Linked DNA regions of Homo sapiens: region 2 is linked to region 1. The links are chromatin contacts, found by Hi-C in ENCODE. All regions are on one chromosome and are shown on one strand. The core of a region is the stretch at or near the end of the contact, and the rest is flanking DNA. Distances in the headings are between cores, read along the strand shown.

The links. A loop is a pair of places that touch in the nucleus more often than their neighbours do. Pooled maps may share reads with other maps.
Region 2: a map of posterior cingulate gyrus shows a loop between it and region 1 (2.8-fold over the local background). The contact joins two enhancer-like sites. A Hi-C loop is called at or near these places in 3 of 168 maps with a recorded cell type or tissue (dorsolateral prefrontal cortex, head of caudate nucleus and posterior cingulate gyrus) and 9 of 50 pooled maps.

Annotation. Positions count from the first base shown.
Region 1 is chr4:55,078,210-55,083,638 of GRCh38, reverse strand. It overlaps KDR (kinase insert domain receptor), which reads left to right. Exons shown (of 30, transcript NM_002253.4): 28 at 1,004-1,103; 29 at 1,598-1,683; 30 at 3,476-5,158. The coding sequence ends at 3,698. Among named protein-coding and RNA genes, the nearest start is that of KDR, 45 kb to the left of the region's middle. Within about 2 kb of position 3,767, at least 6 of the 41 ENCODE cell types and tissues checked have a DNase peak (open chromatin) inside an H3K27ac peak, as active enhancers do.
Region 2 is chr4:55,326,987-55,332,727 of GRCh38, reverse strand. No RefSeq gene overlaps it. Among named protein-coding and RNA genes, the nearest start is that of SRD5A3, 16 kb to the left of the region's middle. Within about 2 kb of position 2,332, at least 2 of the 41 ENCODE cell types and tissues checked have a DNase peak (open chromatin) inside an H3K27ac peak, as active enhancers do.

The sequences.
Region 1 (5,429 bases), core at 2,518-5,017:
GGACTTCCCTTCCCTCCACTTGGGCTGTAAGTGATTTTGATAGCATCAACTAGACTCACCCAAAGCCACACGGCCGGGAAGGAGCATTCTCAAGAAGGAGAGGATCTGTTGTTCAACAAGTCTTATTCTTTGGACTCCTGAAGGAAGCTTTGGAAGTCAAAGGAGAAAAATGAGCTTTGTTTGAAGAGGGCATTATTCTTCCTAAGAGCAATAAGCCCAACATTCTCTATGTCATTCATCTTCCCAACATCCCTGTGAGCTGGGGAGGGAGTGCTACTGCCAACACATCTTATAGATGGGACAAGAGGGTCACAGAAATATTCATGACTTTCTCAAGTTTCTGCAGTCAGTGGTAGACTCTGAAATAGGCAAAATATCTTGTTATTCTCAAACCACTGCTCTTTCCTGAGACAGCAACTCTGGGGGCGAAAACGAGGGGACAGTGAGACTCAGCCCACCTTCTCTTTGCACACCAAGCCTCTGTTACATGGAGGAGGAAGAGGTTGTCTTCAAATCACTGCTGGGTTCAGTATCCTTTAAGGAGACCTTCAGATGTTTCCTCTGCCTATCTTTCATTGAATGGTTGCTCTGTGAGCATTATCCAGAAAAACTTTCCCAGGAGATGGCCAGACAGATGTGAAACACTCAGTAATATATCCAGAGCTCGATGGAGGAATCCCATGCAATCAGGAAGCCAAGTAGAAGGCAGTTGATCACTCCATCTGCTGTTGTTGTCTTTAGTCCAGAACTGGACCTCAGAAGTAGGATTCAAAAGAACAGGCTCATCGAGACTCCTCAGTTATATTATACTTTTAAATGTACTTTCTCAGGAAATTAAGCCTTCCATGTGTGCTAGCAGAGAAAGATTTTTATTTTGTTTTGTTTTTCTAAAGGATGTTTTGAAGGTTGCTATTAAGTTTGTGGTTGAAAGATAATGAACTTAGGTAGCCGATCTGCAGTCAAATATACCACCACTAAAATATAAATATTTGTTCTTTTGCAGTCAGTATCTGCAGAACAGTAAGCGAAAGAGCCGGCCTGTGAGTGTAAAAACATTTGAAGATATCCCGTTAGAAGAACCAGAAGTAAAAGTAATCCCAGATGTAAGTACGTCTTTTAAAAATAGTCTTAGAAATAATACAAAGGATGAAACACTAGCTAGATAAATATTAGCCTAAGCATTAAAGTTTTGGAGCCTCATTAGAAGGCTGCCCTCGAGTGTGTGTATCATGGGGTCATTATGGAGATGGAACTTTGTTTTTTTCATAAGTAAAGCCCTTGGTCCAAGGTTCAAGACAGTGTAGCTTTCTGACCAATTTCACTAAAGTGCAAGTAGTGTCATAGTGAAGACAGCGATGGTAACAGGCATTCTCAGCTGCTGATTTGTAAATTTTCTCTTCTCCCTGGCCTGTGTCTACTCATAGGAAGCAGTTGCTTCCTTTTGTAGCTTGGACAATTTGTGGCTATGATACCTTTATGTTCTTCCACAGGACCTTATTTGATAGACATGATAGATGGGTTGAGAAATCAGCTTAATTAAATAGTTGGTCATTTTATATGCTCAATTAACTGTGCCATCTCATTGTCTCTTAAAAAGGACAACCAGACGGACAGTGGTATGGTTCTTGCCTCAGAAGAGCTGAAAACTTTGGAAGACAGAACCAAATTATCTCCATCTTTTGGGTAAGACTCAGCCATATTAAAAAGACAAATTTCAATAGGAATTTTTGGAAGGAACTTAGGACTTTCAGTGTAAGTGCAGAATTTTCCCTATGGGGTCTTTGTTGGTTGGAGAAATTAGCATCAATTTAACAAATAAAGAATGGAAACTAACCACACAATAAAATTAAGTGATAAATCTAAAAATAATCTGAAATAAATTAGAGAATTTGGTCAATTTTTATGAGAATTCATGAATACTAGGGAATTTCTGTGTATATTTACTGTGGTCAGTAATGGCTAAATGAAAAAGGTGATTGGATGTGATCCGTAAAGCTGTCAATATGATTACAATCTTTGTGGACTCTGAAGAATTTTTAAGTCTGTATACAAATGGGTGCATCTGTGCTTAAGAAGTATGATATATAAATAAGCCAATATCTATTTGTTTGAGACATTTAAATATTATTGTCTGAATTCGAAGTATTTCATTGTGAGAAAAGTATTAAAATTAGTTTTAAATATAATCTCCCTTCTATGGCTCAGTAGGAATTTGTAGGTGTCTTGAATACGTGTACGTTCTCTTAACATAACAAATCAATGAAAATCTATATTTATAAGAATAATAGAATAAGTGTAGTTATGTATTTGCTGGAGTTTATTTGCTAGAGTATTCTTACCTAAAGGTAAGAATAGAGGAGGTTTTGATCTGCTTATAATCTTTTATATAAAATGGGAATACTCATGGGTTTTTGAATAATGCTCATACCAAAAAGAAAACAAACAAAAAAAACCCCAACATATTAAAAGGTGCCATTGTGCTATTTTATTGTTTTCTTTAAGGCCCAAGGTAAGAAATTGTGAAAGTCAATGATATGTTTCATTCATTGATTCAAAAAATGTTTATTCGGCAAGTATCATGTGCAGAGCACCATGCCATTGCTTGAGACACCTACATTAGTTTTGTTGGGGTTGAATTGAAAGAAAAAATTGTATTTCTCATTATTTGAAGTAACTTTTAAACTATGTATAAACACGAGTTACTAAAATTCCCTTTTGCAGTTTTAACATGAAGAAGTTGGGGAAAACACCTATTACCGGGAAAAAACACCTTAGAATGGCTTGTGAAAGTGTAAATCCTGAAGTTTTAGATCAACACAGCCTGCATTTCTAGGCTTTGACATGATTACCGTCTGTCAGGATTCCATGCCATTGAAAACATTTTCTAGTTGCTGCTGAGTGACAGGGGTTCTCAGTCCTTCCAAGGAATGTGGTTTTGATGAGTAAAAAGCAGCGTTTGATATGTCTGGCTTGACTGCACACATGCTTCAAGTTATTAAAGTTTAAAGTTGCTCAAGAGCTTTATTACAACCATACACATGCCCCGTAATTCCCAAATTGCCACAATAGGAAAAGCACAAGTGAAATTTAAGAACATCCCAATTTCCTTGAATATCATGCAAGTGGCCCTTTGGCGCCTGTCACTGTATACAAATTTGTCAATCTGCGAGGCCATAAACATGTTCCATCAGTTGGGGCCTTTGCATAACTCGAGAGAACTGCCTTTCATCTCATTTGAGGCTTGAAAGACTTGGACCTGAGTAAGAGGACTTATCTGCAACTACTAATTCATGCGAGTACCTGAAAATAGACCTTGTCCCTGTAAACCTGCTATGCTGATTAACAACTGGGAGAGATACGGGGCTGCGGTCTCCAGGGAGATGGCAGCCATATGGAGTTGGGAATGGGGTGAGGGTAAAAAGCAAAAGAATTGTCTTCTCTCTGCCAACTCCTTTGTTTGCCATTTCTTCTGCAGTGGAATGGTGCCCAGCAAAAGCAGGGAGTCTGTGGCATCTGAAGGCTCAAACCAGACAAGCGGCTACCAGTCCGGATATCACTCCGATGACACAGACACCACCGTGTACTCCAGTGAGGAAGCAGAACTTTTAAAGCTGATAGAGATTGGAGTGCAAACCGGTAGCACAGCCCAGATTCTCCAGCCTGACTCGGGGACCACACTGAGCTCTCCTCCTGTTTAAAAGGAAGCATCCACACCCCCAACTCCTGGACATCACATGAGAGGTGCTGCTCAGATTTTCAAGTGTTGTTCTTTCCACCAGCAGGAAGTAGCCGCATTTGATTTTCATTTCGACAACAGAAAAAGGACCTCGGACTGCAGGGAGCCAGTCTTCTAGGCATATCCTGGAAGAGGCTTGTGACCCAAGAATGTGTCTGTGTCTTCTCCCAGTGTTGACCTGATCCTCTTTTTCATTCATTTAAAAAGCATTTATCATGCCCCCTGCTGCGGGTCTCACCATGGGTTTAGAACAAAGACGTTCAAGAAATGGCCCCATCCTCAAAGAAGTAGCAGTACCTGGGGAGCTGACACTTCTGTAAAACTAGAAGATAAACCAGGCAATGTAAGTGTTCGAGGTGTTGAAGATGGGAAGGATTTGCAGGGCTGAGTCTATCCAAGAGGCTTTGTTTAGGACGTGGGTCCCAAGCCAAGCCTTAAGTGTGGAATTCGGATTGATAGAAAGGAAGACTAACGTTACCTTGCTTTGGAGAGTACTGGAGCCTGCAAATGCATTGTGTTTGCTCTGGTGGAGGTGGGCATGGGGTCTGTTCTGAAATGTAAAGGGTTCAGACGGGGTTTCTGGTTTTAGAAGGTTGCGTGTTCTTCGAGTTGGGCTAAAGTAGAGTTCGTTGTGCTGTTTCTGACTCCTAATGAGAGTTCCTTCCAGACCGTTACGTGTCTCCTGGCCAAGCCCCAGGAAGGAAATGATGCAGCTCTGGCTCCTTGTCTCCCAGGCTGATCCTTTATTCAGAATACCACAAAGAAAGGACATTCAGCTCAAGGCTCCCTGCCGTGTTGAAGAGTTCTGACTGCACAAACCAGCTTCTGGTTTCTTCTGGAATGAATACCCTCATATCTGTCCTGATGTGATATGTCTGAGACTGAATGCGGGAGGTTCAATGTGAAGCTGTGTGTGGTGTCAAAGTTTCAGGAAGGATTTTACCCTTTTGTTCTTCCCCCTGTCCCCAACCCACTCTCACCCCGCAACCCATCAGTATTTTAGTTATTTGGCCTCTACTCCAGTAAACCTGATTGGGTTTGTTCACTCTCTGAATGATTATTAGCCAGACTTCAAAATTATTTTATAGCCCAAATTATAACATCTATTGTATTATTTAGACTTTTAACATATAGAGCTATTTCTACTGATTTTTGCCCTTGTTCTGTCCTTTTTTTCAAAAAAGAAAATGTGTTTTTTGTTTGGTACCATAGTGTGAAATGCTGGGAACAATGACTATAAGACATGCTATGGCACATATATTTATAGTCTGTTTATGTAGAAACAAATGTAATATATTAAAGCCTTATATATAATGAACTTTGTACTATTCACATTTTGTATCAGTATTATGTAGCATAACAAAGGTCATAATGCTTTCAGCAATTGATGTCATTTTATTAAAGAACATTGAAAAACTTGAAGGAATCCCTTTGCAAGGTTGCATTACTGTACCCATCATTTCTAAAATGGAAGAGGGGGTGGCTGGGCACAGTGGCCGACACCTAAAAACCCAGCACTTTGGGGGGCCAAGGTGGGAGGATCGCTTGAGCCCAGGAGTTCAAGACCAGTCTGGCCAACATGGTCAGATTCCATCTCAAAGAAAAAAGGTAAAAATAAAATAAAATGGAGAAGAAGGAATCAGACATAATTTCCATGTGGTTGTTTTACATTTTTACTGGTTTTCTTACTCTT
Region 2 (5,741 bases), core at 1,083-3,582, 250 kb before region 1:
TTCCTTTCATTCTCTTAATGTGATTAATTTCATTGATTTACAGAAATTATACCAACCTGCATTCTTGGGATAAACCCCACTTGGTCATTATTTAATATACTTTTAAATATATTTTTGGGTTTGACTTGTTAATATTTTGATGAGGATTATTTGTATCTTTGCTTATGAGGAATATTGGTTTGAAGACTTATTTTCTCGTAATGTCCTTGTCAGGTTTTGGTACCAGGGTCATATGAGTTCATAAAACAAGCTGGGAATTGTTCCTTCTTGTTCTTGTCTTTGAAAGAGTTTATATATGAATAGCTTAATTTTTCATTAAATGCTAGTAGAATTTACCAGTGAGGCCACCTGAGCTTGAGGATGTTTTTGTAGGAAGGTTTTAAATTATGGATTCAATTTTAAAAAACAGATATAGGACTATTCACTTTTTGTTTTTGTATCAGTTTAGGAAAGTTGTGTTTTTTTCAAGCATTTTATCCATTTCTTCTAAGTTGTTAATATCTAGTTATACAGAATAATCTTGTATCCTTTTAAATGTCAGTAGAGATCTCAAGTTATGTCCCATTTTTCTTTTCTGACATTGATAATTTGTATTTTCTTTCTTACCAGTCTTGCTAGAGTTTTATAAAATTTTATTAATCTTTTCTGAGAACAAACTGTTGGATTTGTTGATTTTTTTCCCCTATTTATATTTGTCTTTGATTTCGTTGAATTTTTTTTTTTTTTTTTGCTCTGATTTGTATTCCCTTCTTTCTAATTTCTTGAGTGTAATCTGCCACTTTTTTCTGGCTTCTTTTTTTGAGACAGGAGCTCACTCTATCATACAGGTTGGAGTGCAGTGGTGTGATCATGGATCACTGTAACCTCCACCTCCCAGGCTCAAGTAATTCTCCCACCTCAGCCTCCTGAGTGGCTGGGACTACAGGTTTTTTGTGCTACCAGGCCTAGCTAATTAAAAAAAATTTTTTTGAGAGACAGGGTCTTCCTACGTTGCCCAGGCTGGTCTTGAACTCCTGGCCTCAAGCAGTTCTCCTGCCTTGGCCTCCCAAAGTGCTAGGATTACAGGAGTGAGCTACTTTACAAGGCCTCTAGCTTCTTGAGATGGAAGCTTAGATGATTGAAATAAAATATATTTTTTTCTAATGAGCATTTTAACTATTGTTTTTCCTCTAGGCATTGATTTAACTGCATCTCACAAATTTTGATAGAAAATTTATTATTATTATTATTATTATTATTATTATTATTTTGAGATGGAGTCTCACTCTGTCGCCCAGGCTGGAGTGCAGTGGCATGATCTTGGCTCACTGCAAGCTCCACCTTCTGGGTTCATGGCATTCTCCTGCCTCAGCTTCCCTGGTAGTTGAGACTACAGGTGTCCGCCACCACGCTTGGCTAATTTTTTTTTTGTATTTTTAGTAGATATGGGGTTTCACCATGTTAGCCAGGACAGTCTCAATCTTCTGGCCTCATGATCCGCCTGCCTTGGCCTCCCAAAGTGCTGGGATTATAGGCGTGAGCCACCGTGCCAGCCGAAAATTTTTTATTATTGTTTAGTTAAATAAAATTTACAATTTCCATTGTGACTTCCTCTCTCAATTTCCACCATTTTTGAATTCTTTAGTTATCTTTCTGTTACTGATTTCTAGTTCAATTACACTGGTCAATAAATATTTTTATATGATTTCAATGCTTTGAAATGTATTGAGACTTGCTTTATGTTCCAGAATGTGGTGTATTTTGTAAATATTTACATGTACTTGAAAAGAAAGTGTGTTCTATAATATTTGAGTATAGTATTTTGTAAATTTCAATGGAATCAAGTTGGTTAGTAGTACTCAAATATTTTATATCCTGTTAAAAGATCAACAGGTTTATATGCCTACTGCACAGTAACATACAAATACACTGAGACATCAGGGTTTGCAGCAGAGAGTTTAATGATCACAGGGTACTAAGTGAGGAGATAGGAGGAGACCCTCAAATTTATCTCCCCAAGGAGTTCTGGGCTGGAGATTTTAAGGGGACAATGAAGGGGAAGGGACTGCAAAATTGGTGTCATTGATTGGTTGGGGTAAGGGGGATGAAATCATCAGGATGTAGACACTGCATTCTTTGGAGAGTCACCTCCTTGTGGGGTCCTTCAGACCAGCTGATGTCAGTAGTTTCACCGGTATTCAGGACCTGAAACCATATCTCAAAAGGAAAACTTAATGTTGCATAATGTTTAATAAGTTTTGTTTATAGAGCAGTTAAAGAGAACTATAATCTAGGGCCTACATGAGTCTAAGACAATAGGCAGACAACTATGAGGAAGTGGGTCAGAGAGGAAGCTGATCTAATGATTAAATGCTAAATGTGTTGCAAGCTCGGTTTATTTTTGTTCCCGCCTCTCCCTTATTTCCTGATTTATTTTATAAAGTTCATAGGGACGGTTTTATCCTTACTGATATTCTTGTCTGCTTAGTCTACCATTTTCTAAGGGAGATATATTAATATATGCAATGATTATGGATTTGTCTGTCTTTCGTTTTATTTCTGTCAGTTTGCTTTGTGTATTTTGAAGCTATGTTATGAGGTGCATAAGCATTAAAGATCAATATCTTTAATATCTGTCTATTTAATTGAGTTATCTGTGTATCTGCTTCTAGTGTCTGTTTTTCCTTTGATTATAGGTCACAATTTTTTGTGCTTCACATTTCATACTTTTTCATTATATGTCAGACATTATGTATAAAAGGACCATAGAGATTGAAGTCAGTGTTTTCCCTCAGAGAGACTCCACCCTTTACTCTTACTCTTGTTGCACATAGAGCAACAGAATAGAAGTGACTGCCAATTTCCTAGGAAGGACTTCTCCCTCTCTGGAATTTAATTTCTCTAGATTTTGTTTCTGTAGTTTTTTCAGTGTCTTAAAATATGGTTTTTGTTTTTGCTTATGTTTTTCTCTTCTTCTTTTTTTTTTGAGATGGAGTCTCACCCTGTTGCCCAGGCTGGAGTGTAGTGGCGCAATCTTGGCTCACAGCAACCTCTGCCTCCCAGGTTCAAGCGATTCTTCTGCCTCAGCCTCCTGAGTAGCTGGGACTACAGGCACCTGCTACCATGCCTGGCTAATTTTTGTATTTTTAGTAGAGATGGGGTTTCACCATAAGGGCCAGGCTGGTCTCGAACTCCTGACCTCGTGATCCACCCACCTTGGCCTCCCAAAGTGCTGGGATTACAGGCATGAGCCACCGTGTCTGGCATGTTTTTTTCTATTTCTTTCTTACGGCAGGAGTGTTAACCTGCTGCTATCATCTATATCTTAAACCAATAATGCGTAGTTTATAAGATTTATCTGGAGCCTTCTGATTTAAAAAATGTATAAATATGAGTCAAAAAAAAAAAAACTCTATTCACTGGCAGAGGTAGATTTAAAAAATGGCTTGTCTGTAGAAGCTTGGACTTTGGGAAGGGGAAAAATATCAACCTGTCTGCTCTCTAGTTGTTTACCTCAGATCTAATTTCCTGGTTACCGGTTCTGTCATTAGTCATCTTTCTCAGGTGAGAAGGTAACATGAATATCAGTCTAAGCTTTTGATAGTTCTGTCTAGCACAAACAAATACCAAACCACTTGGAAAAGATGGTCAGAGAGAGAAAAAAAAAACTCACATTAAAGATGAGTTCCTAAAAAGGCACAGAACTCATGGGGAAGTGATATGCTATGAGTGATAAAAATCAAGAATACAGAACACTAAGAAACTGAGATAACTGAATGACAGTGGGAAAGAGTATAAAATAAATATGTTCAAAATGATCAAAGGCACACTAGCAGAATTTAAAACCCTAGCAAAGAATGCACTATTAAGAAAAGACCAAGCAGGTTTTATAGATCCAAATATAACTTCTTTTTTTGTTGTTTTTGAGACAGAGTCTCGCTCTGCCACCCAGGCTGAAGTGCTGTGGCGCGGTCTTGACTCACCTTCACTTCTTGACTACAGCCTTCACCTTCCAGGTTCAAGCAATTCTCCTGCCTCAGCCTCCTGAGTAGATGGAATTATGGGTGCCCACCACCGCACCCAGCTAATTTTGTATTTTTAGTAGAGACAGGGTTTCGCCATGTTGGCCAGGCTGGTCTCAAACTCCTGACCTCAGGTGATCTTCCCGTCCTGGGCCTCCCAAAGTGCTGGGATTACAGGCGTGAGCTACTGCGCCTGGCCTCAAATAGAACTTCCAAAAAAGAAATAGCTGGGCAAGGTGCTGTGGCTTATGCTTATAATCCTCACATGTTGGGAGGTCAAGATGGGAGGATCGCTTGAGGCCAGCAGTTTGAGACCAGCCTAGGCAAGATGGCGAGACCTTATCTCTACAAGAAGTTTAAAAATTAGCTGATTGCAGTGGTGCTTGCTTATAATCCTAGCTACTTGGGAGCCTGAGAAGGGAGGATTGCTTGAGCCCATAGTGCGGTATCTAATCCCAGTTTGGGTCTTAGCTATTGTGTGTTCAGATACGTTAAAGCCACTTTCGTAGTTTATTTTATGTCAGCTGGAGTTTTTTACAACTCAGGTGAGTTTTAGCTTTATTGGGGGGAGTTCCTGCGGTGAGTTATGATCATGCCAGTGCACTCCAGCCTGGGCGACAAAGTAAGAACACATCAGGAAAAAAAACAACAAAATTAGAAAGTAAAACATGAGTGGTGATTGAATAGCTAATTAGGGATACCTAGAGAACTAGCGCTCTAGAAGCTAAATCTTCTGGTAGATACCCAGAAAGCAGCAGAGATTAACAGAGATGGAAAATGAAAGAAGATAAGAAACATGGAGGAGAAAAGGGAGAGAGCCAAACAGTATGATGCCAGAAGAAAAAAAGAAAATGAAGAACAGGTAAAGTTTGAAAGGGTAATGTTTGAAAATTTCCAAATTGATAAAAAATGTGAATCTCAGCCGGGTGCGGTGGCTCACGCCTGTAATCCCAGCACTTTGGGAGGCTGAGGTGGGTAGATCATGAGGTCAGGAGTTCGAGACCAGCCTGGCCAACGCAGTGAAACCCCGTCTCTACTAAAAATACAAAAATTAGCTGGGCGCAGTGGTGGGCACCTGTAATCCCAGCTACTTGGGAGGCTGAGGCAGGAGAATTGCTTGAACCTGGGAGGCAGAGGTTGCAGTGAGCTGAGATCGCGCCACTGCACTCCAGCCTGGGTGACAGAACTAGAACAAGATTCACAAAAAAAATGTGAATCTTGCCTGGACATGGTGGGTCATGCCTGTAATTCCAGCACTGGGAGGCCAAGGTGGGAGAATTGCTTGAGCTCAAGAGTTGAAGACCAGCCTGAGTAAGACAGTGAGGCCTCATCTCTACTAAAGATAAAAAACATTAGCTGGATGTGGTGGCATGTGCCTGTGGTCCCAGCTACTTAGGACACTAAGTCAGGAGGATCTCTTGAGCCTTGGAGGATGAAGCTGCAGTTAGCTCTGATTGTGCCACTGCACTGCAGCCTGAGTGACAGAGCGAGACCCTGTCTCAAAAAAAAAACAACTTCATACTTAAGACACACAATGAAATGAGCAGAATATATAAATACAGGTATCTAGACGCAGAAGTAAAAACGAATATTAGAAACAAAGCACACAAAAAATCTTAAAAGCACCCAGAGAAAAAGGGCAAATTACCTAGAGGAGCAGTAATCAGACTTACAACAGCAATATTAGGAACCAGAAATAAATGGAATAATGTTTTGAAATACTAAAGCAAAGTGTCAGTT